2 separate regions of the Homo sapiens genome follow, and region 1 is linked to region 2. A link is a loop called in an ENCODE intact Hi-C map of the cell type or tissue named here. Cell type or tissue: OCI-LY7. All regions are shown on one strand. Links, peaks and the distances in the headings refer to the core of each region. The heading gives the core; the rest is flanking DNA.

Region 1 (16,505 bases), core at 2,722-10,721, 64 kb before region 2:
TTACAAGACTTCCAGCACAGAGAGCAAACAGAACAACTTCTTGTCTCTCACACTAAAGGTGGCTCCCCAAATAAATGGTATCCAGGCCCTGGTGGAAACAGTCCACTTTGTTACTGGGTTTCAGTCTGTTACAAAGTCACGAATACCTCAAGCTGATTGTTGGCAGATCAAGTTCCCATATGTTCTGTGTAGATCTTAGCAACGAGGAGGGCAGGGGAAGTGTAAGGCATATTCCTACTAGGTACGTATTTAAGACAGTGGTGAATGTACTGTTCTGTTATAGCTTTCATTACAAATCAGGAAACTCAATTGTGTTTTCTTACAAATGGAGTAGAAAAATCCAGGTTTGCCTTAATAATTTGGATTTGAGGAGAAAAATAAGCCAATCCAGTTGGTTGAGTGTGTAGACCACTTTTCAGCAGGATATTTTGATATCGTGTAGTCACACTCAGAATCTGTTTCTACAGCTGCAACATGCCTGTTGTTTTGCCCAAGCTGGAATCAGTGTAAAAGACAGCAGATAACTGGGTAGGAGAGATACAGCAAACCTTTATAACCACAGAACAAAGCTGGCCTTTGAGGCAAGATAAAACCAGGTCCTCATATAGAATCCATTGAAAAACAGGATTTTTGTGACCTTGAAGTAGTGATTTTGATTGGAATAGTGCTTCAGATCCTAAAATACTGGCTATCAGAGGTTTGACTAAGAAATAGCTCTGCTCGGAATATTGATTTTGATTGATTATGGAATGTGAAGGTTGTGGACATCCAAATTTTATACTAAATTGTATACTAATTATACATTTGTCTATTGTCCTAATTGTCCTAAATTGTATACTAATTATCCTTTATGATACTGATGACGGAGCTAACAATATTTTATGGACATCCGAATTTTATGTGTCCTAGATTGTATACTAATTATCGTTTATGATACTGAGAACAGAGCTAATAATATTTTAACTTGTGCATGGGCTGTAGACCAAATGTACCTGTTTTGTGCCAGTAAACAAAACCCAAAGATCTTTACCTGGTTAAGTTTCAAGAACTCACACTGATGCCTTATCTTGCCACTTAATATTAATATGGCTCAAGACTTCCCTGGGTACCTCTGCTGTAGGAGCTGAATTTGGAATCAGAAGTCCAGGCTTAACACATAGGAAAAATCCAAGAATCACTGTAACATAGTATGTCATTCTCTGTGATGCCAACACCTCCTTACAGATATATCTGCTATCTTCGTGTTATATAAACAGCATAGATTTAGATGTGCTGTATGTGAGTCTCTATTTTAAAAATGCCATATCTAAGTTTTTTTAATGGCTAGGCTAGTTCAGTTGAACAATCTTATGTAAGATGGCACTTAAAAGCTGAAATCTGTGGGTCTGAGTATTATTTAGTCATCTGTTTGTGCAACTGTATTTTTAACTTAATGTATGATGAGCAAATAGTTTTTCTGAACTCCCAAGCTGTGTTTCCATACTTCAGTTTGCTTTATTTTTCTCTCAATTTTCTTTAGAATACATTACAGAGAATTTGCTCTGGAAACTTCATAATGATTTGATGAAGGTAGGTAGCATTCACCAGAAAGCAACAAACCAAATGACCAAAATTAAAAACTTGAATGGACTCATAGGACAATATGTATTCTTTCCTACACCATTTAATGGAGACATAGATCAATGTCACATTCTCTTTTACAACCAATGACTAAGCACCAGACCCTGTGTGAAGGGCGTTGTTCACAACATCTCATGTAATTCTTGTAATAGTCTTGTCAGATATTATTTTTACTTTCTAAAGGAGGAAATTGAGGCTTACAGAAGTTGAGCGATTTATCCAATGTGTCACAACCTAGCAAACGGCGGAGCACGACTCCCAGCCCAGGTCTGTGTGATTCCAAAGTCAGAGCTTGTCATCAAAAAGAAGACCTCATTTTATTTTCTCCTTATTTGAAACAGCTTACTTATTTGAAACTAAGATCCAAATTCAACTGATATTAAAAATCTTCAGTGAATCCTGTCCCACGGCACCACATGAATTTTTGTCTATGCCTATCTTTTGCAAAAACTTCATTTATAAGGATGTTGTCCATGAACACTTACAGGCTGGCTCTTCAAGAGTTACCAGATTCTGTCTCTTTGGCATCTCCTCATTTCTACTGTTGCCATGTCAAGGAGTCTGCTTCTCAGCTTCCTGCAAAATCACCAATTATGTCCTTTTAGTACCTTCAAGATTTTTTGTTCCAAATTTTTGTGACCAAGAGGTTTTGTTTGTTTGTTTGTTTTTTTTTTTTTTTTTTTTTTTTTTTTTTTTTTTTGAGACGGGGTCTCCCTCTGGTGCTCAGGCTGGAGTGCAGTGGTGCGACCTTGGCTCATTGCAGCCTCAACCACAATTATCCCATCTTAGCCTCCTGAGTAGCTGGAACTACAGTCACACAGCACCATGCTTAACTAATTTTTGTATTATTATTATTATTATTTTGTAGAGACAGGGTGTTGCTATGTCACGCAGGCTGGTCTCAAACTCCTGGCCTCAAGTGATCCTCCAGCCTCAGCCTCCTGAGTTGCTAGGGTTACAGGAGTGACCCACTGTGCCCAGCTCAGAAAATGATCGTTCACTGGACGACACACCTCCAGGAACAGCATAGCTGGGAGCTGTGCTCATTCCCCTTGGGCTCTTTCTCACCCCTCTGCTGCCCAGGAAGCAAACCCAGCTTCTCACCTTCACAGGTTTTAAAGCGTGAGTCAGGTACGAAACTCTCTGTCCCCTCAACATCATAAGACACAGGCCAGGCTCGCCAAAGATTCTTTTCAAGCCCCCTGCTTGGTGTGGGGGTGGCTGGGAGGAGCCATGGCACCCCTGCAACTCTACCCTGCAGGAACTCCAGGATTAATACCCAAGCCTCTTTTAAGACTCTAAGGATGAGGCTATAGGGTCCTTGGGCAGGGTTGTTTTTTTTTTTTTGGGTCACCCTCTGCGGTGTCTGCATGGAAGGTCTAGCACCTCTCTTTAGAATGTGTGGGCACCTAACACTCCTTTTCTTAGCTTTGGGGTCTCAGCTCAGACTGCAACGTCAGAAAGTCTTATTTTAACATCCTGTTCCATATAGGTTTGGTAGTTGAGCACACAGTTGTAATTAGAATTGCGGTGGAGGAAGAGGTGGGAGGGGAAGGATGCTGAAGAGTGTGTAGAGAAGAAAGACAGTCAAAGACAGGGGACACCAGCCTTAAAAGGTACAAAGGAGAAGAGCAACCCACACGCCCAAAAGAAAAAAAATTCCAAAATGTGGAGGTGAGATACTGGGAGGTGAGAGAAGACCTAGGAGAGAGTGCTCTTGTGGAAACAAAGAGAAGAGTTTCAAGAAGCAGATGCCAGGGGACAGAGAACCAACTCTCTGATATTTGAAGTGTTCCTAGAAATTAAAAATAAATAGATGAATAGCTCAACAGAAAATGGGCAAAGTCCATGAACAGATAGTTCACAGCCAAAGGAAGATAAATGGCCCTTCAACATTTGAAAAGATGCTCAGCGTCACTCTCAATAAAGGAACTGCAAGAGAAAACAACACTGAGATCCATTTCTCACTTTTGAGATTGGCAAGCATTTTGAGGATACTGTATTGGCAAGATTGTTGGGAGCTGAGCCTGTTCATGCATTGCTGGTCAAGAGTGTGAAATGGTCCCCTCCTGTGTAGGTGAACATGACTGTATCTACCTGAACCACACAAAATTCACTCTGACAAAGATAGTCACTCTACTCTCCTTGAAACTGTTTCTCACTTGAGTTCTGGGGCAGCAACTTTCCTGGTTTTCCTCCTATTTGATGAGTTCCTTCTTTTGAACCTTCTTTATTGGCTGGCCTCTAAACCTTGGAGTGCACAAATCCTCAATCTGGGATCCTTTTCTTCATCCACCTCATCCAATCCCATTGCTTATTTTTTTAATGCAGTAAATTACAAATAACATAAAACTCACCATTTTAAAGTGAATAAGCACATCCATAGAGATAGTAGATTAGTCATTGCAAGGGGCTGGGGGAAGGAAGGAATGAGGAATGAATGCTCAGTGGGTGAGGGGTTTCCTTTGGGGGTGATGAGAATGTTCTGGAAAGTGGTGATGGTTGCATGACCCTGTGGATGTCCTAAACACCACTGATTGTATACTTAATGATGGTTTTAATGGTAAATTTGATGTTATCCATTGATATTTTACCAATAGCAAGTCTGTCTGTGGATTTTCTTATTCTGGATGTTTCGTGTAAATGAAATAATTCATTTAGCGTAATGTTTACAAGGTTCATCCAGATTGTAGCATGTATCAGTAATCAGTACACCATTCCTTTTCATGGTTGAATAGTAGTGCATTACACACACACACACACACACGCACATTTTGTGTATCCATTCATCAGTTGATGGACATTTGCGTTCCTTCCACCATTTGACTATTGTGGGAAGGTTCTTTCTTGGTGTGAGGCCTGGGTCTACCCAGGTGAGGTAGGCCTGGGACTCCATCCTGGAGCCTCCCAGGTAGCACTGAAGCACTCAGACATAGGCTGGGGCTTCCCCTGGTGAGCAGGCTGGCTTTCAAACCAGACAGTCCAGAACAGTTGGGATGGGCCAGTTGCATAAAATCTCCTCGAAAAGTACAAAAAGAGCAGCTCAAATCACCTAAAGGGATCCTGACCTGACTCAGGTGGTGTCTTATCAGTGGCAGGCCATGCTGGGTACCTGAAGGCCAATGAAAGTGCCTTCCACCAATGAGCACTGCTGAGCCACCTACTCCACGTGGATGTCTCTGGGTTGTAAAGTAGTCTTTTATCCACAAAGCAAGTCAGATCCTTTTTCTGGATCTGGATTTTTTAAATCCATGACATCACCATTCTATTGCGTCAAAGGCACACTTTCTGCAGCTATACCTTTGCAATCCTTGGTTTGCCCCCCTCAATTCCCACTTTGTTTGAGGGGCACGGGGTTTTGGAGTGCCCACTCCTCCCATCTGCTAGCTGCATGACCTTGGGCAAGTTACTGCACACCTTAAATCCTCCACCTCTGCATCTGAAGGTTGATCAGACCCCTTGCAACCTCACAGGGTTGTTATGAGCATGAAATGAGCCATGCCCAGAACACTCAGCCATCCATGGCTGCCCACTGCCCTCCTGATTAGATCTGGCATTCAGACCCCCACCTCATGTTTCTCCGTAGCTCCACGGGGTCCGCCACAGGTTCTGTCACCCCTAGCAGGCCAGGTCCTGCATTTTTGCTCAACTTTTCCACTGCTTACGAGAAATCTTCTTTTCCTCAGGCTTTTCTTTTTTCCTGCATATATTTTTTAAAAACAAGAAACATGTATTAATTTTAAAATCGGGGGAAATAAAACCTCATCATTCATGTTGTTTTGAACACCCACCCTCACTTCAAAAGCCATGTCTCCGTAAACTCTTTCTCCGTCACTTCATCACCTGGAGTTGCTCACGCCTTTGAATGATCACTGGATTTTTAAAACCTCTTCCAGAGCTTGCAGCAAGCATTAGGCTTTCAGGTACTCAAAAGCAAATATATTTGGGGATTGACTACAAATGCACAACCAAATTGTTATAGAAATCAGAACTCTAAGTTCTCCAAGGGCAGAGCCTGATTTTTTACTCATTTGAGCATTTCCACTTTGATGTCTGATAACTGTCAGGCTAGACTGCCATACCCTTAGTTTAAATAAATATTTGCTTAATGGAATTGTTATCCAATGGATGTAAGAACAAGCAAGACTTACACGCCTTGTCTCTTATGAATAGAATAAAAATAACCCATGTAATTCATTAGATTAACTGATAAAAGGTTTTGTTCTTTTGCCTAGAGAGAGGCCTATAAAGGGATCATCTAGCAGGTTTTGTTTGCCAGATCCAGAGGTTTAATACTATTTGAGTGGTTGAATAACAGCAGCAATTCTAACGATATATCAGTTCATATCTATCTTTTGACTTTTCACTCATGAAAAATATTTGAAGTGCTTTTACAAGGGGCAGATCCTGCAAGAGGATGTGGTGCCGCCCCGAATTCCCGGCCTGGAAGAACAGTACAGTAATTGTGAAAGAATGTGCATCCCAGCGTGGGCTCTTCTCCATGAAGATTATAACCATTCACACTGCTGTGGGGGATTTCCCTTTACCTGCCTCTTACCTTATTTTATGGGAACAGTTTAATTACAAGGAAATGAACTCCATCTTTCAAATTTTCAGTTCCTCTGGGAGGTTCACACAGGAGAGCTAAGCACTGTTGTTTTACTCTTATTGACAAGAACGGAAGGCTGAATGAGACACAGTACCCACTATTTACTTGATCATGTGCTTACGTTTTCTGTTTTTCTAGATGTGAGTCAACAATTCTTGTTGCATGCTTACTGACTGTGATCACCATAGAACTGCCTTCTCTAAGCACCTTTCTGTTGTGCTGAAGTCTGTACAAATTAGGTTAGTCCCTGTCCAAAAGGAACTTGTCATTTAAAGCAGTATGAGGGCCAGTGTTTCTCAACTGGGGGCATTTTTGTCTCCCTGGCAGACATTTGGCCATGTCTGGGGACATTTTTAGGTGTTGAAACTGGAGAGGGGGCTGCTACTGGCATCTAGTTAGTAGAGGCCAGGGATACTGCCCCACATCCTATGATGCATAGGATGCCCCACAAAGAATTATCTGGCCCCAAATGTCAATAGTGCTGAGGTTGAGAAACCCTGATATAGACATATGGACTTAAATACACAAATATTTTTTAAAAATAAGTGATGGATTAAAAAATGTTTATGTGCGGCTGGGCATGGTGGCTCAGGCCTGTAATACCAGCACTTTGGGAGGCAGAGGCGGGTGGATCACGAGGTCGGGAGTTTGAGACCAGCCTGGCCAACGTGGTGAAACCCCGTCTGTACTAAAAAATACAGAAAGAAATTTAGCTCGGCGTGGTTGCATGTACCTGTAATCCCAGCTAGTCAGGAGGCTGCGGCAGGAGAATTGCTTGAACCTGGGAGGCAGAGGTTGTAGCGAGCTGAGATCACGCCACTGCACTGCAGCCTGGGTGACAGAGCAAGACTCCGTCTCGGAAAAAAAAAAAAAAAAGGAATGTACGTGTGCTTCACAGAATGTCTTAGTCAAGAAATCAGAGGAACAGAGGACAGTTGGATGGCCCCAGGTGGCAGAGTTGATCATCTTTTTTCCAGTATTTGAGCAGATTTTGTGAGAGGGATAAAGACAGTAAAGGAGATCACTTGGGATCCAAAAGATCTTCAGGAGAACCTCTGGTAAATCAACATCATTCTGATTTTTAACATCAGAGTCTACATTGGATAAAAATGCCAATCATTCAGGAAAAGATCACTACGAGCAAGGATTTTAAATTGGAAGACGTGGACTTTATTCTGTGATTACGAAATTGCTCAAAAAGGCCAGAAACAACTTAAAGTTCAGAATCATATTAATTCGAAGACCAAAAAAGAGGAAGCATTCAGCCAGCTCAAAGAAATTATTGCATCATTTCCTTGTGTGCGGTTTAGGTTAAAAATAACCTCTAATCCTTGTCAAGAGTAAACTGTCTTGTCAAAGAGAATTAGGAAATTACCTCAGGGCGGGGGTTACAGGGTGGGGTAGAGAAGGAGCAGTTCATCAGGAAGAAATTACTTGCTGCATTTTGAGATGAACATTTCTGAATGACTGAAGAAAATGTGGGGCTAAGGGAATAGGGACTCCGATGGGAGACAGGAGGAACGTGCATGGGGCATGTGTGTGTGTTGTGGGGGTAGGTGAAGAGGGAGGCACTGGAGTGTCCCTGCCATGGAGGTGGCTGCCCTGGGTGGCTTGAACTGCTGGGCCATGGGGTGTTCTTCTCTTCTCCGTCTTGGGCAGCCTGCTTTGGCCTTGGGTGCTCACAGAGATAGAGTGTAAACCACAAGCTCTGTGCCTATTGGGCCATGAAGCGAAATTCGATAAAGGCTGACCTTCGGCTGAGCCCCAAAGCCATCTCAGCACCTCGACATCACCACAACATCACCACAACACCCCGGAGACAAGAACAGACATGTTCTTTAGAGGGTCATGGCTGCACTAGCTGTAAAGAAGTGGAGAGGGAGAATATATGCCAAAAAAAGGCAGCTTCTTGACCTTCAGATTCCTGCTGCCAGCTTCCTGTTTGCCACTGGGTTGCAAACTCCATAAAGCAAAAACCAAGCACAGGGGCTGTACGAGTGCCCTGTGTTCTCATTGTAGATGCTCCAATATTGGCAAATGTGACTTTCAAGTGTGGTGATGTCCTATCCCTCCAGCCTTGTGCAGTATTGTTTCGTGGTTTCCTTGTAATTTGGGACAAAGCATGTTGCTCTGGAAGCAATCAACAAGACTCATGCCAGAGTTCGTGTGAATATGCATGTTGTGGAAATCGGCACTGAAAAATTAAGGATTTTTTTTTTTTGAGGAGCTACATTGTACTGAAGTTGAAGAAAATATACACATTTGGTCTTTCTTTCTTTCTTTCTTTCTTTCTTTCTTTCTTTCTTTCTTTCTCTTTCTTTCTTCCTTCCTTCCTTTTTCTCTCTTTCTTTTTTTTTTTTTTTTTTGTGAAATGGAGTCTCGCACTGTCACCCAGGCTGGAGTGCAGTGGCGTGCGATCTCTGCTCACTGCAAGCTCTGCCTCCCAGGTTCACACCATTCTCCTGCCTCAGCCTCCCAAGTAGCTGGGACTACAGCTACTCTTTCTTTCTTTCTTTCTTTCTTTCTTTCTTTCTTTCTTTCTTTCTTTCTTTCTTTCTCTTTCTTTCTTTCTCTTTCTTTCTTTCTTTCTTTCCTTTCTTTCCTTCCTTCCTTCTTTCTTTCTTTCTTTTCTTTCTCTTTCTTTCTTTCTTCTTTCTTTCTCTCCTTCTTTCCTTCCTTCCTTCTCTTTCTATCTCTCTCTCTCTTTCTTTCTCAAAACCACAATCACTCCGAGCATGGCTTTTAGTTCATGAACAGTACCACAATGTCCTGTGTAATAAGCAAAATAAATAAGCAAGAGAAACATGTTTTTCTGAAAACAATATAACCCATGTGGTGAAATAGAAGGAACAGAGGCTGGATCTGGGTATAAGTCCTAACTTGCCACTTGCTAGTTATATGTCTTCTGATATTTGGTTATTTCATCAGCAGAATGGAAAAGACATTTCTTCCTTCCTAGGACTATAATGTGGAATGAATGAGCCAATGTATGTAGGATTCTTGCAAGGTGCCTGGCATTTGATACTTAATAAATAGTATTTATTATCATAAAAATTTGTGTTATAAGTGCTATATCTCTAAGAGACATCTTTCCATCAGTGATTGCATATCACATTATATAATATGCCACAAAACCATACAGCTACCAGTAGTCAGCTCGATAAAAGCCAACATTTATCATCCACATTGTCACCAAAAAATTTATGTGAGGCGCTCACCATGTAGAATTACAACTTGCTCACTTGTTTGCGAGTTCTGTAAGCAGTGGGAAATTAAAAGTATGTGTGTGTACGTCAGTGTAAATCTGTTAGAAAAATGCACCATAAAGAATGACATCATTTGGTTTGAAGGCTAAGAAGATTTGGTCAGCAGACGCATGCGGTAGCTCAAGGGAGATACTGGGACTCTAGCCAATAACTTCTGACCTACAGACAAGAGAAGAAACTCTGGGAACTGAAAGGTCTCTTATCACATTTTAATTCAAAAAATAAAATCTTGCACTCCAGAGCCAGAATCTATAAATGGAATAAGATATCAGGAAGAGTGGTGTTCAGTGACAAATAGTGCATTTGGCAAAGAGCATTCCACATGTGGCATCAGAGAAGCAAGGAACTCTTTCCACAAGTATTTCTCCAAGCTTACCATCGAAACAGATGGACGGCAGGAATTTAATGCTGTGCATTGATAGGACAATCTCAATGCCAGGGAACTTTGACACACAGGAGCTTAAAAATGGGGAGATCTATTGACTGATTGGTCCATCCATCCATCCATCCATCCACCCACCCATCCATTCATTTCTATTCATCCATTCAACCAACATTAATTGAATGCACACTCTTTGCCAGGCCTTGGCTGAGAGGCCAAAGCTACAAAGAAGAAAAGGCTCAATTCTATTTCTCAAGGATCTTACAAAGAACTGGATAGGCAGGCACAGTCAAAAAAAGATGCTCAAAATTTGGTGAGTTACACATGGGCTGGATATACAGCAGACTTTAAGTAAATACTATGTGAAAACAATAACAATAAAACACAGATCTGTGGCAAGAGATGCCATTTCCAGCTCTCTCTTGATGATTTTATTTGAGGGTAAAGGACTTTTAGCAGTTTGGGGGGAAAAAGCTGCACGAAGTAGGTGACTCTTGTCTCTTTTTCCAGCCCACGTTCATCATCTCCGGAGAAAACAACTCCTGTGGCTTGAAGCCTTTAATGGAGCCAGTTCTCCCCCACAGGCTGTCTTCACTTCCAGGGAGGGAGGGTTATTTACTGCATGCTTCATCATTGACGATCTGCATGGAGAGAACACAGGAATCACATTCACTTTGAGCCGCTGAGTGGCCTGGACGGGAGCCATCTGTGTGCACTCTTCCTTTATCTCGTGTGTGTGTCGGGGGTAGCCAGGAGTGCATTTTAGAAAGAAATACTTGGAAAAGTTAATGAAACAGCACAAAATGTAATTCCCAGTTCAATATCGAGTTGCCATTTGTTGTTCATTTTAGTTTGTATTTTGTGCGTTTTGCCAAGGACTCACATAAGCTTTGCTTTTTTTGAATTAGGATTATAAATCACGTGGAAACTCTGGTGACATTTAAAAAAAATTGAACGCAGCACCTGTCTGTTTTAAACATTAGCAATGCTGAAATTGGTTTTCATATAACTGTGAGCTATAATAACTTTCACCTACTTGGAATTGGTTTGTAATTTTGACATGAACTGATGAGAGCCAAAATATTGTTAAGCTTCCCCCTGCCTTCCAGACCCAGTTTGGATTTGAGGGATTCTGGAGATTTGTGATTTGAAAGTAATCATTGTAAAACACATCATCATTAATCAAATTACTGAGACCACAGTGTACAGGGTGTTCCATTCCCAGCTTTCGGGAATCATCCCATCAATTCTAATCTGGCCATTGTCACTAGGGTAGACAAAGAATCAATCAAATCAACAAGTATTTATCCAGAGCTTAGTACGCACTTAGCACAGTTCCAGGGTACTATTTGGAAGGAGGGTAGGAGAGGGTAGAAGATGTGTAAGACACATTCCTTCATTATCTGAACAAGCAAGGAGGAAAATGGCAATTGTTTCTTCAAAATGCTGCCTGCCTTGATCATTAGCTTTGAATAGCTGTATGATTTCAAGTTGCAAGGTTAGAAATGTAACTGCTTTGTACTTTCAAAGTGAAATGAGTTATTTGGTGAGAAAAATCCCTCACATTTATTGTACTGGTCTGGTGTTTTCTTTTGACAATTGCTGCTGATTTTGGCAGCATAGGAAAGACCCTACATCCTGTCTGCTGAGGAGCACAACAGTATAGAAAGGGCTTCAAAGGAATTATTTCCCCCCTGGCATCCCCATTGCTGAGTGAGTGGGCAAATGACCAGCAAGGCCCTGCTTGCCAGTTGGTATTGTGCCTCCTCATAAGGAAGCTGACCAGCAGGCAGATAGACAGACATTGATGTTCTGCCCGCGTTCCTGGAAAAGGGGGAAGCGGCCAGGTTACATAATGGTCTGACTTTTTAGAGAAGTCCAGTTTTCCAAAAAATAAATCCACAACTGTGAAGTAGAAGGGAAACTTTCTCCTGTACTGCCAGAAGGCATTTCAAAGCATCTGTAATTATTTTTAACAGTTTCATTGAGGTATAATCTACATAGCAGAAAATTCATGCACTGTAAGTGCACAGTTAAATAAGTTTCAGAAAATGTGTCCATTTGTACAACCATACAACCATCACTACAATTCAGTTTTAGAAAACTTCCAATACCTCAAAACATTCCCTCCTTTGGAGTATTCATCCGTTCTCATGCTGCTGATAAAGACACACCCGAGACTGGGTAATTTATAAAGAAAAAGAGATTTAATGGACTCACAGTTCCACATGGCTGGGGAGGCCTCACAATCGTGGCGGGAGGCAAAAGACACCTTACATGGCAGCAGGCAAGAAACAGAATGAGAATCAAGCAAAAGGGAAAACCCTTTACAAAACCATTAGATCTCCTGAGACTTATTCACTACCACAAGAACAGTATGGGGGAAACTTCCACCATGATTCAATTATCTCCCACTGGATCCCTCCTACAACACATGGGAATTATGGAAGTTACAATTCAAGATGAGATTTGAGTGGGGACACAGCCAAACCACATCACTTGGCTTGTTTGCAGTCAATCCCCACTCTCACTCGCCGGCCCAAGCAACCATTGATCCGCCTTTTGTTTATAAAGCTCTTATGAATGGGATCATACAATATGCTGTCTTTTGTGTTTGGCTTCTTTCACTTAGGATAATGTTTTCAAAGTTCATCCATGTTGTTTCATGTATCAATACTTCATCGCTTTTTATCACTGAGTAGTTCCATTGCATGGATGGACCACTTTGTTAATCCATTTCTCAGTGGATGGATGTTTAGCTTGTTTCCTTTTTTTACCAACACGTCCACTGTCACTGATAATTTTAAGTAAGACATGACACTAACATTAAAATGGAAAATTATCTACTTCCAATCTTGTTATGCATGTCACTACACTAGTTCTGAAAGACTGTTATATTAGTTTCATGCAATATAAACTACATTGGGAAGTAGGAAATTATCAAGTGGATATTTTGTCCAATCAAAACTTCAGTTATGCAAGATGAACAGGACCTTAGAGCCTTGAAATGAGCAAGCTTTCCCCAAAAGTAAAAGAAATTTTCCCAAAGACAGTCTTACTTTTTTCTACCTTACCATATCTGCTTTCTCACTCTTGAAATACTTCATGTACTTTATCCATTTGTGCATTCATTAATTCATTCATTCCTGTTTATTCCATAAATATTTAGTGGACATTTTCTCTGTGTTAAGGCAGGGTGCTAGGTGCTATAGTACATATAAAAAGAAATCAGACATGATCATAACTGGTTCTGTACAGATACCCAAGTCAGTTTTTTAAGTATTTTTGACTGAGACTCACAGTAAAAAGTACATATTACCTGTACATATGTAACTGAGATAAAAGTTTCATAAAATGATACTTCACATTACTGTGTGTGATTCAATATTATTTTCTATCTCATTTTAAAAAATAGTTGATTGCAACCCACTGAACTGATTTTACCACCCACAAATAGGTTGCATCCTGCAATTTCAAAAAGTTTCACTAAAATAGTAATATTTCGGGATAAGGAACAGAGGACAATGCTTACTATCTAGGAGGAACAGAGAACAAGAGGATTGTATGGGAGTTGATGGCGGGGGATATAAAGGTTCAGGGGAGGGCCTACTTAGTGATATAGGTGACCCAACCGCTCTGGAGCCCTGGTTAGTCTGTTTGCATCAGGACTTGGAGCACTATCATCTCAATGAAAAATTCTGTGTGTTGGCAGGTGCGGTGGCTGATGCTGTAATCCCAGCACCTTGGGAGGCCTAGGCAGGCAGATGGCTTGAGCCCAGGAGTCTGAGACGAGCCTGGGCAACATAGCAAAACTCTTTCTCTACTAAATATGGGTGACAGAGTGAGACCCTGTCTCAAAAAAGAGAAAAATCCTGTGTGTTGAAGAATCTAGGCCTCTGTGGCTCAGCAGAGGTGGGTGGCTGGAGAGGGGGCAGTCACCTAAATGGTTCTTGAGAAGAATTTTCTCTCCTTGTTTTAGCTAACAGAAAAAGCCCAACTTCATAAAGCAAATGTGCACTCATTTATTCTAAGTTTACTGTCCTTGGTTTTGATTATTAATCTCTTCAAGTAGCTGAAACTCATAAGAACTGAACAATCTTATGATGCTCCCCAGAAGACAGAAAACTTCTACTGTACGTCTCTCTCTTTCTGAATCGATCACTATCTTAGTCTTAGTCTTGTTTTTCTTTCCTCCTCACCAGTCCTTTCAACATTTCTTCTCTCACCTGTTTTCTCTCAGCTGTCCTTCTTTTTTTTTTTTTTGGAGATGGAGTCTTGCTCTGTCTCCCAGGCTGGAGTGCAGTGGCATGATCTTGGTTCACCGCAAGCTCCATCTCCCGGGTTCACGCCATTCTCCCGCTTCAGCCTCCCGAGTAGCTGGAACTACAGGTGCCCGCCACCATGCCCGGCTAATTTTTTGTATTTTTAGTAGAGATGGGATTTCACCGTGTTAGCCAGGATGGTCTTGATTCTCCTGACCTCGTGATCTGCCCGCCTCAGCCTCCCAAAGTACTGGGATTACAGGCATGAGCCACCACGCCCAGCTCTCTCAGTTGTCTTTCTTATGAAATAACTAAAACTGGGCACTGTCACAGACAGCTCCTTCCAATAAAGGCCACTGAAATCTTTTAGCTGGATTCTCTCCTTCCCTGAGCCTTAAGGAACAAGCTCGGTGGCAGGGTCTTAGAACACAGGTAACTTTTAGATGGGCAGGGGAGGGATTTTTTTTTTTTAAACATTTATGGAGAGTTTGTGATTGACTGAGCAGTTTACATGTTTTGCCCATTTATTTCTCAAAATGATTCAATAAGGTAGACACACTTACCCCATTTTCTGACATAGGCCATAGGACTCAGAGAGGCTAGGTAACTTACCTAAGATCACAAAGCTATTAAGTGCTGGAGTTGAGATTCCAGCTTGTATCTTCTGCCTCTAAAGCATGTGAAGCTGGCGCTACTGATTCAGCAAACATTCACTGAGAATCTATGAGGTGGAGGAGTTGAAGACACAAAAATGATGGTGACATCATCCCTGTCCTGAGGAGCTCATGGGGTCACGGAGTGTGATCCGGAAACAGAGAGGAAGTCCTGGCACCTGTGGAAAGTTGGTTTGGTTGAGCAGCGAGGGATAAATTGAGGGGGTAGAAGTCTATTCTGTAGGAAGTGGAGGGCCCCTAGGGGTTTATGAGCAGGACAGTCACTTGTTGGTAGCTGCATCCTGCAGCTGGCAGCAGGGGAGAGGTGAGGAGCATCTGGCTCGGGAAGGCAGAGGTGGGAAGGGAGAGAGGCATAAGGAGAATGTGAAAGGGAGTGAGACAAGATTTGGCAGCTGAATCTGTCTGGGCTTCAAAGCATCACATTTATTCTTCCAGTCAGCACTTCCACTGGGTGACCCCTCCCAGGCCCATCCAAGATGACCCTTTCTGAAAAGCCCCCAAGCTGTGGTTGCTCCTGAAATCTGCTTTTGGGAGAATCCCTGTTGCTTCTTGCCCATGGCTGCTGCTGGATTTGGCTGAAGGTCTATTTCCTTGGGTATCCTGGACTCATTAGTGTGTGCGACAAGTTGAAGTGCTCTCTACCACAACACATTATTTCACATTTTCCCCAGTTGCATTTGAGCTATTTTGGAGCCTGTGATTTTCCTCGCTTTGGTCCAACTTACACGGTGCCGGCAGTTGTGCGGTCCAATCCCTGCAATATGTTCAGCCCATCTGCTACTGTTTCCCACAGTGTTTAGCTTTGAAAATCTTGGGTAAAGCCTTCCACGTTGGTGGATTCCCATTTTCAACATTTTCCTCTAGCTTTATATTTTTTTTTCTCAAGATGGAGTCTTGTCTTTCAAAAATGCAGGACTCAGACTAGAACTGCCCATGACTTTGACCTTGGTGGTTTCTGTCGCTCTATGGGTTTGGCTGCTCAGCCCTTCCAGCCAAGGTTGTTTAGTGGCCTCTTAGCTTGCAGGAAAGAGGTGAAATGGTTGACACACTCCAGGATTAGGAATGGTTAGGATTTTAAAGTTAAAAAAATTAGAAAAGAGCTCCAGAAATCTGGACCAGTTCTGCCTCTGAAAAATGGCATTATGTGAAGAAACTTCTATTTTCCAGCCATGACAGACATCTGGAAAAGCCTGGGATTGGTGAATCAGAATGGGGTTCACTGGCAGTGGAAGCTGGAGAAGCTGATTCAATTGTCTCCAGACCTCAGGTTCCTTGTCTGTAAAATGGGACAGAAATAGCAGCTGCCTTTTAGAAGGGTGCCATAACGGAACAAGCTAACATCAGTGTCTGGTGCAGGCTGGGTATGTCCTCGCCTTTTTATCCTTTATTTGCATTTGTGTCTTTGGCTTGTTGGTCCCTTCCCTCCTCTGAGACAGAAGAGCACAGGGAATAAGAATGTGGCCTCTGGGGTCAGACTATGAAGAGTCTGATTCCTGGTCCTGCTTACTAGCTGTGTGTGACTTAGGGTAAGTTAATCTCAAATATCCACACCTCAGTCTGCCCAGAGGTAAAATGGGGTTGTCATGAGCCTTAAGTGGGCTGATCTTTCCAACTCTCTGAATCCCAGGAATCTTAGAAGCCACCAGTTGGTCAAGGAAGCAGGCCTTTGCTTATCATCTGTTATTTTCCAGT
Region 2 (16,505 bases), core at 5,277-13,276:
AGACCAAAATCCACAGAGGCAGAAGCAAATAAACTGCAGGTGTAATCGATTGATTGAGCTGGGAGGGGGAGTAAGAGAGAAAGAAGAGAGAGAGGGAGAAAGAGAAAGACAGAGAGACAGACAGACAAACATACTGCAAAGTCAAGAAAATCCAAATTGCCTTTATTAATTGAGGTAAGACATTTCTGAATTCAGTACCTAACTCAGAACAAAGCCAACCACTGAGATGTGAACCTTCTTTTTCTCCTTTTTTTTCCTTTTTATTTTTGAGAGCAAAGCACATGTTTATCCTGCGTCAGCAAGCAGGACAAATGTGAGTTTAAGGCAACCAAAGGACATGAACTTGAACTGAAGTTTGAAAATATAGACTGTCCTAGATAGAATCTCAAGATTAGGAGACATTTTGATGTAGAGCTGAACGTAAGTCTTTTCTCCACCAAAGAGCCAGTTACCCTTTGTTCTGGAAGCAGAAAGGAATAATCTACGTTTCCCAGAAAGAAAAAAATTAAGTCTCCCATTGAGCAAAAATCGCAGTTTTCCCAAGAATTATTTTGGTTCTTTAACATGGGTCAGGGAGGAGATCAGACCATGAGTTGGAAGGCACTTGTAAAGATGAGGGTGCCTCCAAGGATGGAACTTGTAGGCTTTAATAGAGTTTTCTAGAAATGCACAATTACCTTTGGTGGCTATGGGTTAACTTGTGGTCCAGGGTACTGTGAGTGGTCACATTTGAAAGAGTGACAGAAACAATATAGAAAGAGCCAGGCCATTGCCTCTGCACAGATCTTGTAACAAGACAAAAGGCCTTCAGCATTTACTCTGCTGCAGATCAGGGTGTAGAATCTTCTGAATGAGGTGTCATAGAGTCTGATAGCCCAGACATCAGGGCCTAGCCCCAACTTGAAAGTCAGTCTGGGCCAGCTTCTAGCTCAGCTAAACTAGGAGCAGAATGGAACTTCAGAAGATGTCTGAGTCAGCTTTCTTATTTTATATTGGGGAAAGTGAGGCCTGGTGAAGGGAGGTGTTTTCCCCAAGGCTTTGTGGTTGCTGTGTTAGTCCATCCTCCAACAAACAGACTCCAAGGTAGGAGTCAACTTACACAAATTTTATTAGAAAAAACACCTTGAGTGTGGGAAAATGAGGAAGTAACAGGAAAAGACCACAATATTAATCTGGTCCCTTTAAGCTTAGGAGGAGAGTAGCAAAGGCTCTCAAAGTTGTTAGCCCAGGATGCTTGACTATCCTTTGATAATTTATCTTAAACCTGACCATACCTTTGCAACAGTCTCTTCATTAAACTTTCTTCCATTACCTCATTTGAGCATGACGTTTGTTTTTCACCAGGACTTTGATAGATACAAATACTTTGATCATCAGTCAATACTAGAGAGTTTATTAATTAGCATAGGGATTTTTAGAAATGCTTTTTATTTATATTGGTGAAATGAGTGGTGTTTAAGATATTAGAATTAGTTGGCTAGAAAGAATGTACAGGCACCTCTGCCCTTGCGTAAATATAAGAATGTAGGAAGTTTGACAGCTTATTCCTTCTGGGTTACCATTTGGGCCTAATATCCACTTAATTGTTTAGCCTAGGAATCTTGACTGTGTCTAGACGGTTGAAACTTGCCAGTAGAATATTCTTGCATTTGCCTCAAGAGAACCTTTTATGCCAGGTACTCATGGAGCCCAAAGGCAGATTGCTGGGACCTTGTGGAATTTCTAGGTAGGTTGGTTGTTGTGGGAAGTCAGGGACCCCAAATGGAGGGACCAGCTGAAGCCATGGCAGAAGAATGTGGATTGTGAAGATTTCATGGACATTTATTAGTTCCCCAAATTAATACTTTTGGAATTCCTTATGCCTGTCTTTACTGCAATCTCTAAACATAAATTGTAAAGATTTCATGGACACTTATCACTTCCCCAATCAATACCCTTGTGATTTCCTATGCCTGTCTTTAATCTCTCAATCGTGTCAGCTGAGGAGGATGTGTATCGCCTCAGGACCCTGTAATAATTGCATTAACTGCACAAATTGTACAGCATGTGTGTTTGAGCAATATGAAATATGGACACCTTGAAAAAAGAACAGGATAACAGCAATTGTTCAGGGAATAAGAGAGATAACCTTAAATTCTGACCACCAGTGAGCCAGGTGGAACAGAGCCATATTTCTCTTCTTTCAAAAGCAAATGGGAGAAATATCGCTGAATTCTTTTTCTCAGCATGGAACATCCCTGGGAAAGAGAATATACGCCTGGAGGTATACGCTTATAAACAGCTCCCCCAGGTGCGCCTGCCTCTTATGGTTGAGGCTGCAGGGGTCAAATAGACCCCAGTCTCCCGTAGCGCTCCCAGGCTTACTAGGAAGAGGAAATTCCCACCTAATAAATTTTGGTCAGACCAGTTGATCTCAAAAACCCTGTCTCCTGATTAAGATGTTATCAATGACAATGGTGCCCGAAACTTCATTAGCAATTTTAATTTCACCTTGGTCCTGTGGTCCTGTGATCTCACCCTGCCTCCACTTGCTTTGTGGTATTCCATTACCTTGTAAAGTACTTGATGTCTGTGACCCACACCTATTCGCACACTCCCTCCCCTTTTGAAACTCCCTAATAAAAACTTGCTGGTTTTTGCAACTTGTGGGGCATCACGGAACCTACCGACATGTGATGTCTCCCCCAGACACCCGCCTTTAAAATTTCTCTCTTTTGTACTCTGTCCCTTTATTTCTCAAGCTGGCCGATGCTTAGGAAAAATAGAAAAGAACCTACGTGAATATCGGGGCAGGTTCACCGATAGTTGGTGACTGTTTTATTTCTTTGTTGTGTCTTGGGCCTGCTGGGTTATAATAGTTAGTCTGTGTGTCAGAACTTGGCTGGGACTTTTGGATTCTGGGGTGAGAGACCTTTAGCGCTCCCCTACCTCAAACTATTAGAAGCTACCAGTACCCGAAAAAACAACTTAATGACTGTGAACATTTAAGCTGGCTTAGATCAGACCACAACATAGAGCAGCACTCTCTCCTCTCTTATCAGGCCTTTCCAAATCCTGCACATCCACAAAGATCGACATGGGAGAAGGAAGAAAGAGCTTTGCCATGTCTTATGAAACACTGGTGTGGGTGCCTCGCCTGGTAGCTGATGGCTCTTCTCACAGCAACTCCGTTTTCAGCGACAGGCTCTTATTTACTGTTGGGGCCACAAGTAGTGTCATGCCTTGTTAACTATATTTATAAATGCAAATCCCATTGCAAGAAACCTCCAGAGAAAGATCAGATGCCTAATATCCTCCAATCCCAAGAGAGGAAAAAGGCCCAGGGCGGCTGAGACACTTGTCCAAGGCCACTCTGTATTTGGTGGATAGAGGCATAACTGGAGCCTGAGTTGTCCACCATGGCTGGTGTGCTGCGTGCAGCTGAGCTGGCTTCTCGGAGAAGCCTTGTATGGTAAGTGAAAGGGCAGGACCTTGTGTAGGCACATTCATCAGTTACCAAGCATTCACCACATAGTTACCATGCACCCAGGATGGGGCTGCGTGGGACAGGTGAAGAAGAGAAAACGGTCCCTTTCCTGGAGAGTATACCGTCAGCTCGGGGAGCTACAATTCACACAACACAGTTAACAGCAACATCCTAGCTCACTGGAGTGGGAGTAGCTCTAAGAACACAGGAGCACAAAGGAAGGTAATTCAGATGGTGGTTAAAAGGTCTGCTCAAGGCCGGGCGCAGTAGCTCATGCCTGTAATCCCAGCACTTAGGGAGGCCAAGGCGGGCGGATTACCCTGAGGTCAGGAGCTCGAGACCAGCCTGGCTAACATGGTGAAACACCATCTCTACTAAAAAATACAAAAATTAGCCAGGTGTGGTGGCACATGTCTGCAATCCCAGCTACTCAGGAGAATCATTTGAACCCAGGAGGCAGAGGTTGCAGTGAACTGAAATCATGCCATTGCACTCCAGCCTGGGCTATAGAGCAAGATTCTGTCTCGAAAAAAAAAAAAAAAAAAAAAAAAGTTCTGTTCCGACTCAAACTCAGATAGGCCTAGCTCGAATCCTAGCTCTCCTGCGGCAAGTCACTTACTCCTCTTAAACCTCCCTTTGCCCATCTTTGAAATGGGAATAACAACAGTACCTCTGTCATAGGATGGTGAGAATGAAGTAAGATCTTGCCTGCCAAAGTGCTTAGCAGAGAGCTGGCCAACATGATAAGTGCCCTGTTATCTAAGCTAACATCAATTACTTAATTTGTTTACTAATCAAAACGGAGAGGAGTGCCATACGCATACACCTCGCTTCTCACTGAATATCACCATGCATATGGTATTCCAAAGCGGTCCATGCGGGGGTAGAATAACCCTGAAGAATGCTAATTAGATGACTGGCATGATCTGCCAAGTAAACATGATCTAGAAATGGGATTAGCCAAGGGTCAACCAATTATGGTGGGATTAATTGGCTACTGATTTGTCAGGGGTGACCGGGCGCATCACACGGTATTTGGGGAGCAGTAATCACCTGCTTTCCCACACACTTGTTCAGTTTCAGCCTTTCAATCCGCCCCCGAATGCAAGCACAGTACTGAAAGTGACTGTGCTTGTTTTGAGAATTGCCTTTGCAGAGCAACTACCATGCTGCTATGCAGAAAAGGATTAAATTGTTCTTAAGATTTCTGTTTGCTAATCTCTTCACTAGCTTCACAAACACCCCAAGGTCATGTTTAGTACTAGATCCATCTACAATAATACCATTAGGGCAGAGTGTACTCCTGTCCCTGGGTTCTTCATGAGTTAATTAAAAAGGTGATCTATAGGCTTCTGCACAGAAACGGAAACAAAAAGAGAATGTCTTTCTGTAAAGCAGAATGACAAACATTTCCATCTAAGGAAAATTGAGTCAAAGTTCCAGAAGCCTGAAGAGGTAACTTTGTCTCAAAAGCCAATATGCCTTTCATCTGAAAGATGTTTTCACCTAGAGAACAAAGCCTTAATCGGGCACAGACACTGCAAGGTGCCCACTGGCTTAGAATCAATCAGAAATTCAACATATTCAACTTGGCTCATAATCTGACCATTAACACATAGAATTACAGTTGTCTTAGCACCTGCAATGTTGGCTAACCTGTGGCTTTTTCAACCAACCTATGAAGTGACACCAATTTAACCAAGGAAATAAGAATGAGATTTACCATGAAGAGAAATTCCATCATCCCTGATTTGCCTTGAAAGCTCTGTGACAGACCGTCCACTTCTAAGGAAAGTGTAGCCTAATCTAGTCATCAGCTTTGCAGTTTCTCCTGGGAACCCTATTTGCTCAGTTACCTAGAAGAAGATTAACATGAACTTTAAAAAAATCAATGTAATAATCACTTTGCACTCACAAGAATGGCAACTATTTTAAAAAAACAAACAAACAGAAAAAAGCGTTTATAAGAATGTGGAAAAATTGGAATCTTTGTGCACTGTTGATGGGATTATAAAATGAAAAACAGTATGAACATTCCTCAAAAAACTAAAAATTAGAACTGCTATATGATCCAGCAATCCCACTTTCGAGTATATATCCAAAAGAATTGAAAACAGGATCTCAAAGAGATATTTGCACACCCATGTTCACTGCAGCATTATTCACAAGAGCCAAGATATGGAAGCAACTCAAATGTCTACTGACAGATGAAAAAGAAAATCTGGTATCTGCATATAATGGACTATTATTCAGACTTAAAAAAAGGAAAGACATCCTCTCATTTGAGACAACATGGATAAACCTCGAGGACATTATGCTACGTGATATAAACCAGTCACAAAAAGACAAATACTGTATGATTCCACTTACGTGAGGTATCTAAAGTAGTCAAATTTATAGAAACAGAAAGTTGAATGGTGGTTACCCAGGGCTGTGCGGGGAGGGGAAGGAAAAAGGGAACTTGCTTAATGGATGTAGCGTTTTAGATTTGCAAGATGAAAAAGTTCTGGTGATCCATTGCACAACAATGTGAATATATGTGACACTATTGAGCTGTCCACTTGAAAATTGCTAAGCTGGTAAATTTTATGCTATGTGTATTTTCAAAAAGCTAAGATGAATGCACAGATGGAGGAATAGATAGATGGTCAGATAGGTAATGAAGCAATCATAATGAAATATTAGTGCTGGAATCTAGGCAGTGGGTATGTAGATGTTTATTGTAAAATCCTTTAAACTTTTTTTGTGTTTGAGTATTTTCACAATAAAATGTTCGCAAAGAATAAAAACTCAATGTAGTAATTAATATTTATACACACGCACCCCACATATGATAGCTATACTATATATGTAGCTAATATTTGTAATTATAACTCATTTTTATTAAAAAAAGAATTAAACCTCTCTGAAAGAGTAAAATATTATAAAAGTAAAAGGACTCTTCTTGCTCAACATTTTTTCATCAGCTAAAACATGTACATTGGCTTTTAGAAAATCATTTGGGTTAGAAGGGCTCTTCAGTGAATAGCAACTAACCTCTGCTCAGCCTTCTTTGACCCCAGTTCTGCTGCCTGAGCCAACTGCATTTCATCACTTCCGTTTATTTGTTTCTGGAGGTTATTTCTCTACCTTTCCCTGACATGCTTATACCACTGCTTCTTATTTCACCAACTTCAGGTATTGTCTTTGACTTCCTGTCCTGAGAGATGTGACTTTGGCCCCGAGACACCATCCCCCACCTCCCCACAGCTCATCAGCCACTTCACCCTCCTCCCCATTGCCTTCTCTCCTCTCCCTTCTCCCTGTTAAATGCACGACCCTGAGTTCCTCCGCCAGCTATCTCTGCAACTTCAAATGCACACCCAGACCCCTGTTTTTTGTGCCATCAATTATCCATATCAACTCTTGGTTCTCTGTTTGTAAGGTGAGGATTGTGGTATTTCCATCCTCCTCCATACTTCCTCTCCCACTTGCCTTCCCCCAACAGACTATTCACTATGCCTTTACTTTTATATTCTTTTATATTGTTACATCCATTTGAATATGCCAAAGCAAAACACCAAAAACCCTATAACAACTCCATGTTGAAAAATCTTGTTCTAACATGGTGAACAAGCACACTGCTAAGAATATTAAGCCCCTCATGAACACCCGGACAGTTGGGTATTAGCCACATTTGCCAACATTAAGCTCAAAAAACAGGTGCCTCACTGCTTTTATCCTGGGGAGGTAGATAGCCAGTCCATCAGGATCCCTAGTGGAAAAAAGAGAAGAGGCATTTCACAAACTACTATGTTATTAAAAAAAGAAAAGAAATAAAAAAGGTACCACATCTGCTTTGCATGCTTTCAGGGTCTGAAAGGCCTATACAATTGCATTAGGTTTTTAAAAATGAGATTAAAGGAATTAATGTAAGATAGAACCATAATGGATTATTGGAGGGAAGGTAGGCACATTTAGGGGATGTTCTTGGCCTTTCCGTTTGGCTGACCTATCCCAAAACTTTTCCTCTGGGTCTCTATCAGAGACATGGCAGTAACCTGGATGGACCATAGGCACGAGTCCTGTAGCCCATTCCTCCCGAAGCTGCAGCCTTTTTCATCCTGCCATGTATCTGAGTTATGCACGTGCCTTGACACCTTCACTAAATCATATATAACTTGAATCCGGGGACTCAAGGGTTTCAACCATCTTTGTTTTCTTCTCCATTACTGTCACTGTGCTAGAGCCCAAGTCTCCTGAAATGCGCCCTGGAGCCTTGCTCAAAGATGTCAACCCAACATGCTGATCAGGTAGCTATTTTGTCTGAAGCTGGTAGTTCATGACAGGCTCTGACATGTGCTGAGCTTGCTCTGTGCCCTGCTTCCCCCAGGACATTGCAAATGGCTTTCTCCTAGGACTGTGTGTCATGCTTTTGGAGTGTGACAGCCTCAAATTGCTCTGTGACATAGTTAATGAAGTAGAGAACACCTCCTATTTTCTTTTTTTTCTTTTTTCTTTTTTGACCGGGGGAGAAAGCACAAATTCAGAGCAATTTCATGCCTTACTATAGTCGTGTGATAGTTTGCTGCCATTGCTAAATTGAGCTTGCATTGACCTCTGCTAATTCCAAGTCTGGAATCCTGGCCTCTACTTGACTATGATCGGCAGATAATGGCACCAGAATGATGCCCACCTCCTAATGTCCGGAACCTGTGAATATGTTACCTCACATGGCAAAAGGGATTTTGCAAATATGATTTATTTTAAGGACTGTGAGATGGGGAGATTATCCTTGATTGTTCAGTGGGCCCAATCTAATCCTATGAATCCTTCAAAAGAGAGGAACTTTCCCAGCTGTGGAGAGAGGAAGACATGACTGTGGGTCAGATGGATGCAACATGAGAAGGACTTTACCTGCCATTGATGGCTTTGAAGATGGAGGAAGGGGCTATGAGCCAAGGAATGTGAGGGGTTTCCAAAAGCTGACAAGGGCAAGGAAACAATTTCCAATTTCTTCCCTCGAAACTCCATAGAGAAACACAGTCCTGCCCACACCTTGATTTTAGCCCAGTGGGACCTATTTCAGCCTTCTGACCTATGGAACCGTAAGATAATAAATGTGTGTTATTTTAAACCACTAAGCTTGTTGTAATTTGTTACAGTAGCAAGAGACAACTAATGTCCTGCCATAGTCTGGACTGATGTGTCCTCAAAGATATAAAAGCAACCAATTCCCCACAGCTACTAGGCACTTGAGAATTGCTTATGAATTGCATATGGGGAAATCTCTGCTACTTGGGACTCTTGCAAAATATGTCATGGTGATATATGAGTTTTTCCACAGAGATGAGGGTTTGCCTGTTTAGGACCCAAACATTTTTTATTTTAAACATTTTGTAAGATAGATATATATATATATACATATATATATATATATAGAGAGAGAGAGAGAGAGAGAGACACTGAGTCTCACTTTGTCATCCAGGCTGGAGTACAGTGATGTGAAGTAGTTCACTGCAGCCTCAAACTCCTGGGCTCAAGTGGTCCTCTCGCCTCAGCCTTACAGGTGTGCACCATCTCTCTCAGCTAATTTTTTATTTTTGTGTAGAGATGGAGATCTTGCTATGTTGCCCAGGCTGGTCTAGAACCCTGGGCCTCAAGTGATATTCCTGCCTCAGCCTCCCAAAGCACTGGGATTATAGGTGTGAACCATCGCACCCGGCCAGATGAACATTTTTAATCCATAGGAAGATTAAATTCTGTCTAAATCATATATATGTATTATAACTCCATATATCTCTCCATATTTCTCTCCATATATATTTCATCATATATACAGAGAGAGATTATGTTCTTATTATTCCTTTCTGCTTAAATGGAGTACATTAAACTTTATTTAACATTTTTGTGATATGTGGGAGAACTTATTTTGGGCACTAATTATTATCCAATACTACATCATTGCCCTTGGCGATGACTGAATTTCAGAAAACTACCACATATTGCAGATTCTCTGGAAAGTTCCCAATTTTAGATTCTGTCCTACTTTCCTTATTCTTATCAGACTACTTTTCCTGATAAAGTGCTCAGGCACCATGGTCACTTTAGTTGAAAGTCTGCTTGTCTTCACAATAAATGTCCTCAAACTACCATCTAACAGGGAATCCTAAACCATTCTGTTTGCCTCAAATACATTAAAAAGAAATAAGAATGGTTTGTAACTTCCTGTTTGTTACTTTTCAACCCTGATCAATTATTTTCTGCACAAAATTTTTAGTTAGGCAATGGACTATTAGGATACTGACATGGTAAGACTAGGTCATTTGAGGCCTTGAGAAGTCAGTTGACTTTTGCGTCAAGCAGCTGATTTGTAGCAGCAGGGCCACGATGAAAACTCAGAATCCCTTAGTTTCTGTTCTTTGACCTGGTAGACCTACCAGCCTGCTTTCAGCTTAAGTAGCAAACCCTGCATTTCTCCCAAGGAACCCTTTAAGCCAGACTGCAGACGTCAATCAAAAAAGCCAGTGTGATTACGATCTCCCTTCTCAAAATAATGCTTCCTTTCTAAACCCAGTCTCCGAAGATCAAAACCAAAGTAGGCCTCCAAACTCTAACCACAACCGTCTTCAAAAGTTATGGGGAGTCCCATCTCTTAGCAGTCTAGCTGCAGCTGCTGAAGTCGCCACCTGCTCAAATGACTGAGACAGGAAGCTCCTTTCCAGGGGGTGCCATGGCTGGAACCAGTTTTATACAAGAGGACTCCTAGCTTCTTGGTCCCCGGCTTCAGACTTATTTAATTAGCTGAGACACTCCTGTGGTTGCTAATCACTCTTAGTACAAAGAGGCGTCAACAAGCCTGTGGGTTAAAAGCAGGTCTCTTCTGAGTTTACTTAGCTTGGTCTAGAGAGAGGTGAGTGAGTGAGTGTGTGTGTGTGTGTGTGTGTGTGTGTGTGTGACTGCGTGAGCATAAGCTGTATGAGATTGTCTATGCGGGACTGTATTTGATTGTGGATGATCGTGTGTGTGCACACATGCATTGTGTGTGCATGTGGGCATGCATGTGCACATGCTTCTGCGTGTGGTTGTGTGTAGTTCTCTGAGTGTAAACTTGTGTGGGATTGTGTACGCATGTGCATACCTGCATTGTATGTGCTTGTGTGCAAGTAAGTGTGTTCATGCACACAGCTAAAGGAGAAACAGAAAGAAGGGCAGGATAGAAGCACAGAAGGAAAAGACAGGCAACAAGAAAAGGCAGAGAATAGACATGTGGAGGCCAGATACAGACAGAAGGAGTGGGTGCAAGGAGCAGGGAGCAGGGAAACAAGTGACAGGGCAAAGGTGGAGAGCAGAGGGCGGGGAAGCGAAGAGAGAGCACAGGACGTAAGAAAAGGAAGGACTCAGCGGGGTGAGGCCTTAGCCATTTCAGGCCTTAAGAAATGCCTCGTTAGGGAGGCAGGTGGACTCCGAAGCTTCCAGGAGAGTGACGTCATCCCCTTGTCATTTTTCTGTGTCGACATCACAGAGTCTGCTGTCTTTGTGTCCTGGTGGTTCTCATCACCTAGCCTGGGCTCTGGCCTCAACCCCCATGGCCCTGGGAGATGGTGCCATCCAGTCATATCTGAAACCTCTTTGTTGGGCCTGTGGTTTTATTTTTTCTAATAACGTAGCAACATCAAACAAAGGAAGTCACGCTTGTCCTTTGCCTCAACAAGGTAAATAGTCGCTGCCCCAGCTCAGGTGCCTCCCTTGCAGAACACACACAGGTGGGGAAAAGGGCTTGCAGGGGGCCTTGGGCTTATGGGGATAAAGAGGCAGGAACTGAGTCTGAGAACAATAAAAACCAGGCCTGGCACTTGGTGTGGAGCAGTGACCAGGGAGAGGACTTGACCTGGGGAAGGGACAGGGCTCCAACAGGAGCCTTCTGAAGCGTGCGGGCCAGGAGGCCAACTGCATAGGGTGGCGAGAAGGACCCAGGACCCACCCCCCGTGGCTTTCCCTTTCAGGTCTGAGTCTCTCCGTGTGCAGAAGGAGGATTGCATTGGCTCAGTGCTTTCCAAAGTGCTGAGGGATTCCAGGGGCACCCACGGAGCTCCCCTGGGGCCTGTGGACGGGGGTGGGTGAGTGAGCAGGAGTCAGGTCTCCCCTCTGCACTGACCTGAGCTGCCTCATCTTTACATTTTACTTTTATTTAAAGACTGTAAGCCAAAGCCAGTGTGAAGCCTCCTGAGCTGGCTGATCTCCACATCCCTGCCAGCACCTTATGACCCACCATTCTACACTGGTGGAGGGGGGCTTATGTTAGCGCTATTGGGACCCTGGGACAGAGTTGACAGTGAACTTTGGCAGAGGAGGAGGTACCTTTTTCGTGTGATTAGGGAACCTGGATTCTTTCCCTGGCCCCAGCACCGGATGTGTACCCCAAAGAGGCTAACTCCTTGGGACTGAAGCCCATCTGCCCACAAGATGCAGGAGTTTGAAGGGTGCACCCCACCCTAAAGGGCACAGTCTCATCACCCTGAATTTCTGGGTTGGGCAAACCACTAGTTGACACAGTATTCAGCCATAAAGAAACAGAGAAGCTACTTCCTTGAAATCAGTGCTACCTTGATAAGTATAAATCCTGCAAGAAACCAAGGAGAAACCCATATGAGATATTAACTTGTTGGGTAGAAGGTCAGGTTCACGTTTCACAGGATGACAATGGCTGTGCTGTGACCCAGCAGGCTCTGTTGTATGTGCCAAGGCCTCCCAGCTGGTCTGGGCCAGTTCTGTCCTTCCACGCCTCACTGGGAGCCACCCATTTTGTCAATAAGCAGCTGGTATCCCTCTGCTTCTTAGTCATATGTCATTTATAGACTCCTGATCTGCCCCCAGTGTCACGGCCGTTGTAGGTTCTGGAAGGAACAGAAAGCAGGTAACTGACAGAAAAACCATCCACCCTCGGTTGAGTTCTCTTTGAGTTTTTCTCTTGGATTTGGGAGCTGGGGGCGGAGGGTGCCTGCCTGTGTGCTGGGGGTATGGGGAAAGGCATTCACCACCAGGCTGAAAAATGACCAACTGCTCAAAAGCCAGGTGGATAAATCTGCCAATTCAGTGAAATCACATCCTGTTCCATTCGGAGGGGACAGCAAACACAGATGCACACAGCGGAGTAGTAATTACATCTCAGAAGATGCTAAATATTTCAACGCCTGTCTGGTGCCGATTCTTATTGGAGGGAATTTTCTGGTGTTGGGTTTTACAGGCAGTAAAGTTGTGTACTGAGTTATTTTTCTCTACCTCTCAAAAAGCACTGTGTCCATATTTTACCATGTGTCAGGTAATATGGAAGTTGGCTTTATGCAAATCATTAGTTACCTTAAACCACAATCTCTGTACTCACACTGGAAAGCTCTTCCCTGGAGTTGTCTCTTTGCTGGGGAAAACTCTTCATCACTGGATGGTCGTTTATTTCTGTTTCTAGGAGCAACCACTTCAGATTCCTAGCGTGTGGGTGGTTTGCACGCATGAGTCATGCAGATGTTACGTTCCCCTGAAAGAACCAGCCAGATCTTTTACCAGGCAGGGACTTTGTCCCAAGCTGCTGTGACCTGGGAGGTTAGCCCTGCTACTGCAGCCAGAGGCTAACTGTTGAGGAGGCACAAAGGCCAGCCCCCTTCTCTGAAGGACGGTGTGACTGCCCTGTGGAAATGCCCCAGCGGCCCTTGGGCCTCAGGTCACAGCTCGGCTTTACCCAAGATCCATCCTTGCTTGGCCCGTCCTTCCCTAATGCTCGTGGAGGTTTTTCCTGAAGGGCGCTCCCTGGAGAAATCACATGCCCCGGAATCCCTGTCTTAGGCTCTGCTTCTAGAACCTGAACTAAGACAGGAAGTAGGCCCCTACAGCGATGGCCCTGAAGAGCCTGGATTCCATGGTCTTTTACCTGGTGTCATAAATGGTTCCCCCAAGTCAGTCCAGTTTCTCTAGTTTCCCTGAGAACTTTGCCTGTGGCAGAGGCAGATCACAGAGGCTCCACTCCAGCACAGAGCAGGGAGACAGCAGGTCACACCACTGCCAGTTGAGTGCTCTGCCAGTTGATGGCAACTTTAGTAGGATGGATTCTTCCTAGGATGCACCTATGAGGCAAAGTGTTTTGTCCCAAGGGTCACAGGCTTACAATGATGGGCAGAGAGAAACCCATTTGCTTTGTGCAGACACCTAAAGGACTACTGTGAACGGGCTCTCCCTTACCAGGCTACTGCTGTCATCTGAAGTTCCAGTTTTAGAGATTTAGTTCTTGGTGGCACACAACTATAGTTCTAGCTACTTGGGAGACTGAGGCAGGAGGATCACTTGAGCCCAGGAGTTTGAGACCAGCCTGAGCAACATAGTGAGACCCCCTTCTCTATATTTTTGTTAAAAAGAGATTTAAATCTTTATGTTGAAACACAATCTGACTTATTACTGTGTCAGCCATTAGCAGTTTCACGTGAATTAATTTGTCCCAGAGTCCAGTGTGACAGCTGGTCCAGGCAGCATTGGATGGGGGCAGGGAGGAAAGTTAGGGCCAGAATAGAAGTTTGGGTGAGACGCTCATGCCATGGACTGGGGCAATGTGAGAGGCCACAGCCAAGGTCTGCCCTTTTCCCAGTTTTGCTGATCACAGTGGTAGTGAAAAAAAGATCCATTTTTAACGATCCTCCTTTTCTATTTCGGAGTCATACACAGTGATGGACACATAGCAGGACTTAAAAATGCTTGCTCTGCAACACGAAGACAACGACTGAATGACCCCACTTCCATGAGGTATCTAGAGTAACCAAACTCATAGAAACAGAAGCTAGAAGGCGGTTGCCGGGGTCCAGGGGGAGGAAAATGGAGAACTGTTGTTCAATGGTGATGGAAACGCTTTGGAGATGGGTTGTATAACAGTGTGACTATACTTAACACAACTGAGCCGTGCACTTAAAAATGGTTGATGGAAGCCCTGAAACTCTGTACGTCTATTACGCATCATTAAAAATATTGCTCAAAAAATAGTCGATGGCAAATTTTATGTTATGTATGTTTTACCACAGTATAACATTTTTAAACAGTGCATGCTTTTCAAAGACAATTTGGGCTTTTCATAGAGCAGATCCTCGGGAACTATTTGTTGACTTACTTGCAGAGCACATTCCTTTGGCAAACTCCCAAACCTAAGAGAAAGGCTCAAAAAGAAATAAGCAAAAAAAAGCATAAAGGCCCTGAAGCCCTTCAGAAACCTGTTTCCAAATTCTTCCAGATTCCAACTTCTCCCCTACTGAGGCTGTTCCCAAACCTGTCTCCACACGCCTCCCACTCCAAACCCAACCCTGCCCTGGCCCTGCCACATTTCCAGATTCTCTGTTGCTTCCCTCCTTTCAGATTCTACTTTTATCTTCTCAGATGTTAACTCTTTCCCCATCCAAAGCACAAAAAATTAGCCAGGCATGGTGGCATGTGCTTGTAATCCCCACTACCTGGGAAGCTGAGGTGGGAGGATTGCTTGACCCCGGAAGGTTGAGGCCGCAGTGAGCCGTGATTGTGACCATGTGACTGCACTCCAGCCTGGGTAACAGTGTGAGACACTGTCTCAAAAAAAAAAAAAATTGATTTGTCGTTATCAGTCCGTTTTCACGCTGCTGATAAAGACATACCAGACTTCGGGTAATTTATAAAGAAAAAGAGGTTTAATGGACTCACGGTGCCAAGTGCCTGGGGAGGCCTCACAATCATGGCAGAAGGCAAAAGGCACATCTTAAAGGGTGGCAGGGAAGAGAGAGAACCAAGCAAAAGGGGTTTCCCCTTATAAAACCATCAGATCTCGTGAGACTTTTTTACTACCAGGAGAACAGTATGGGGGAAACCTCCCCATGATTCAATTGTCTCCCACTGGGTCCCTCCCACAACACATGGGAATTATGGGAGCCACAGTTCAAGACGAGATTTGGGTGGGGACACAGCCAAACCATATCACTTGTAGAAAAAGTAATGCTTCAAAGCCTTCAATAGGGAATTGATAAATACATTAACTAACAAAGGAATACAACCAGCTATTAGACAAATGAGAGAGATCTCTGTGTTAGCAGGGAAAGATGATAAGGAAGACAAGGCAGGATATAGAAGAGTGATCCTCCCGCTTTGACTTCTCAAAGTGCTGGGATTGCACCATGCCTGGCCCTGTGGCAGACATCGAAAGGGCTGCTGTGAAGGAACTCTCCCTTACCAGACAACAGCTGTTATCTGAAATCCTACTTTTAGAGACTTAGTTCTCGATAGCACACACCTGTAGTCCCGTCTAAGCTGGAGACAGAGGCAGAGAATGGCTTGAACCCAGGAGTTTGAGACTGCAGTGAGCTGTGATAGTGCAACACGGGGCTGTGCTGTGAGTCCCGCCTACCCCTCCCCAGAGTGTAATCCAGGAAGATTTCCAGAGGAGCCTTGAGAGCTTTGACAATGTGTTAATGCCATTGGGAGACCCTGAAGGCTGGCCTCTGTCTCCATGGACTGGGGTCTAAGTGCTGTGAAAAAAATCTGAAGGCCGGAGAGGACTAAGTGTTTTGGAGGTGCTAGGGAGCTGCTGGACTGGGGATTCCCTGCTCCCCACATCTGCGGGAGCAGGAAGGCAGCTGTAGGGCTACTATGGTCTGAATATTTGTGTGCCTCCAAATTCATGTTGAAACTTCATCCCCAAAGCAACAGTATTGAGAGAGGTGGTGCCTTTAGGAGACGATTAGGCCATGAGGCTCCACCCCTCAAGGATGTGATTAGTGCCTTATAAAAGGGCTGAAGGGAACTAGTTAGGCCCCCCTTTTTGCCCTTCAGCCCTTCTGTCGGGGACAGAGCATTCGTCCCCTCCAAAGGACGAAGAGACAAGGTGCCATCTTGGAAGCAGAGGACAGCCCCCACCAGACATAAACCCACTAGGGCCTTGATCTTGGGCTTCCCAGCCTTCAAAATTGTAGGATATAAATTATCATTGCTGATCAATTACCCACTCTGTGGTATTGTGTTAATAACAGCAGGAATGGACTAAGAGACCATGATGTGTCTGGTC

Evidence for each region. Hi-C counts contacts between places; a loop is a spot of excess contacts. Peaks named below come from ENCODE experiments on the same cell type or tissue, not always from the same donor. Only the 100,000 strongest peaks of a DNase experiment are listed, where the experiment ranks them.
Region 1: a loop joins it to region 2, with 5 times the contacts of the local background. A loop is called at or near these places in 9 of 110 quality-filtered maps.

Annotation. Positions count from the first base shown.
Region 1 is chr10:114,016,518-114,033,022 of GRCh38, reverse strand. LOC105378492 (a long non-coding RNA gene) reads right to left here. Exons shown (of 3, transcript XR_946332.1): 2 at 14,752-14,971; 3 at 10,328-10,518. LOC105378493 (a long non-coding RNA gene) reads right to left here and starts at 5,670. Exons shown (of 3, transcript XR_946333.3): 1 at 5,412-5,670; 2 at 5,190-5,320; 3 at 1,646-2,196. RefSeq lists a silencer at 6,217-6,266 and enhancers at 6,537-6,646, 5,698-6,897, 7,918-8,257. In OCI-LY7, for the core only: no CTCF peak of the experiment used is centred there; DNase peaks (open chromatin) are centred at 7,532 and 8,182; H3K4me3 peaks cover 1,423 bases; H3K27ac peaks cover 2,313 bases.
Region 2 is chr10:113,955,323-113,971,827 of GRCh38, reverse strand. LOC124902507 (a long non-coding RNA gene) reads left to right here and starts at 11,186. Exons shown (of 2, transcript XR_007062296.1): 1 at 11,186-12,362; 2 at 14,146-14,466. RefSeq lists enhancers at 838-897, 10,898-11,187, 12,664-13,164. In OCI-LY7, for the core only: no CTCF peak of the experiment used is centred there; DNase peaks (open chromatin) are centred at 6,587, 10,117, 10,827, 11,087 and 2 weaker places; H3K4me3 peaks cover 4,623 bases; H3K27ac peaks cover 5,202 bases.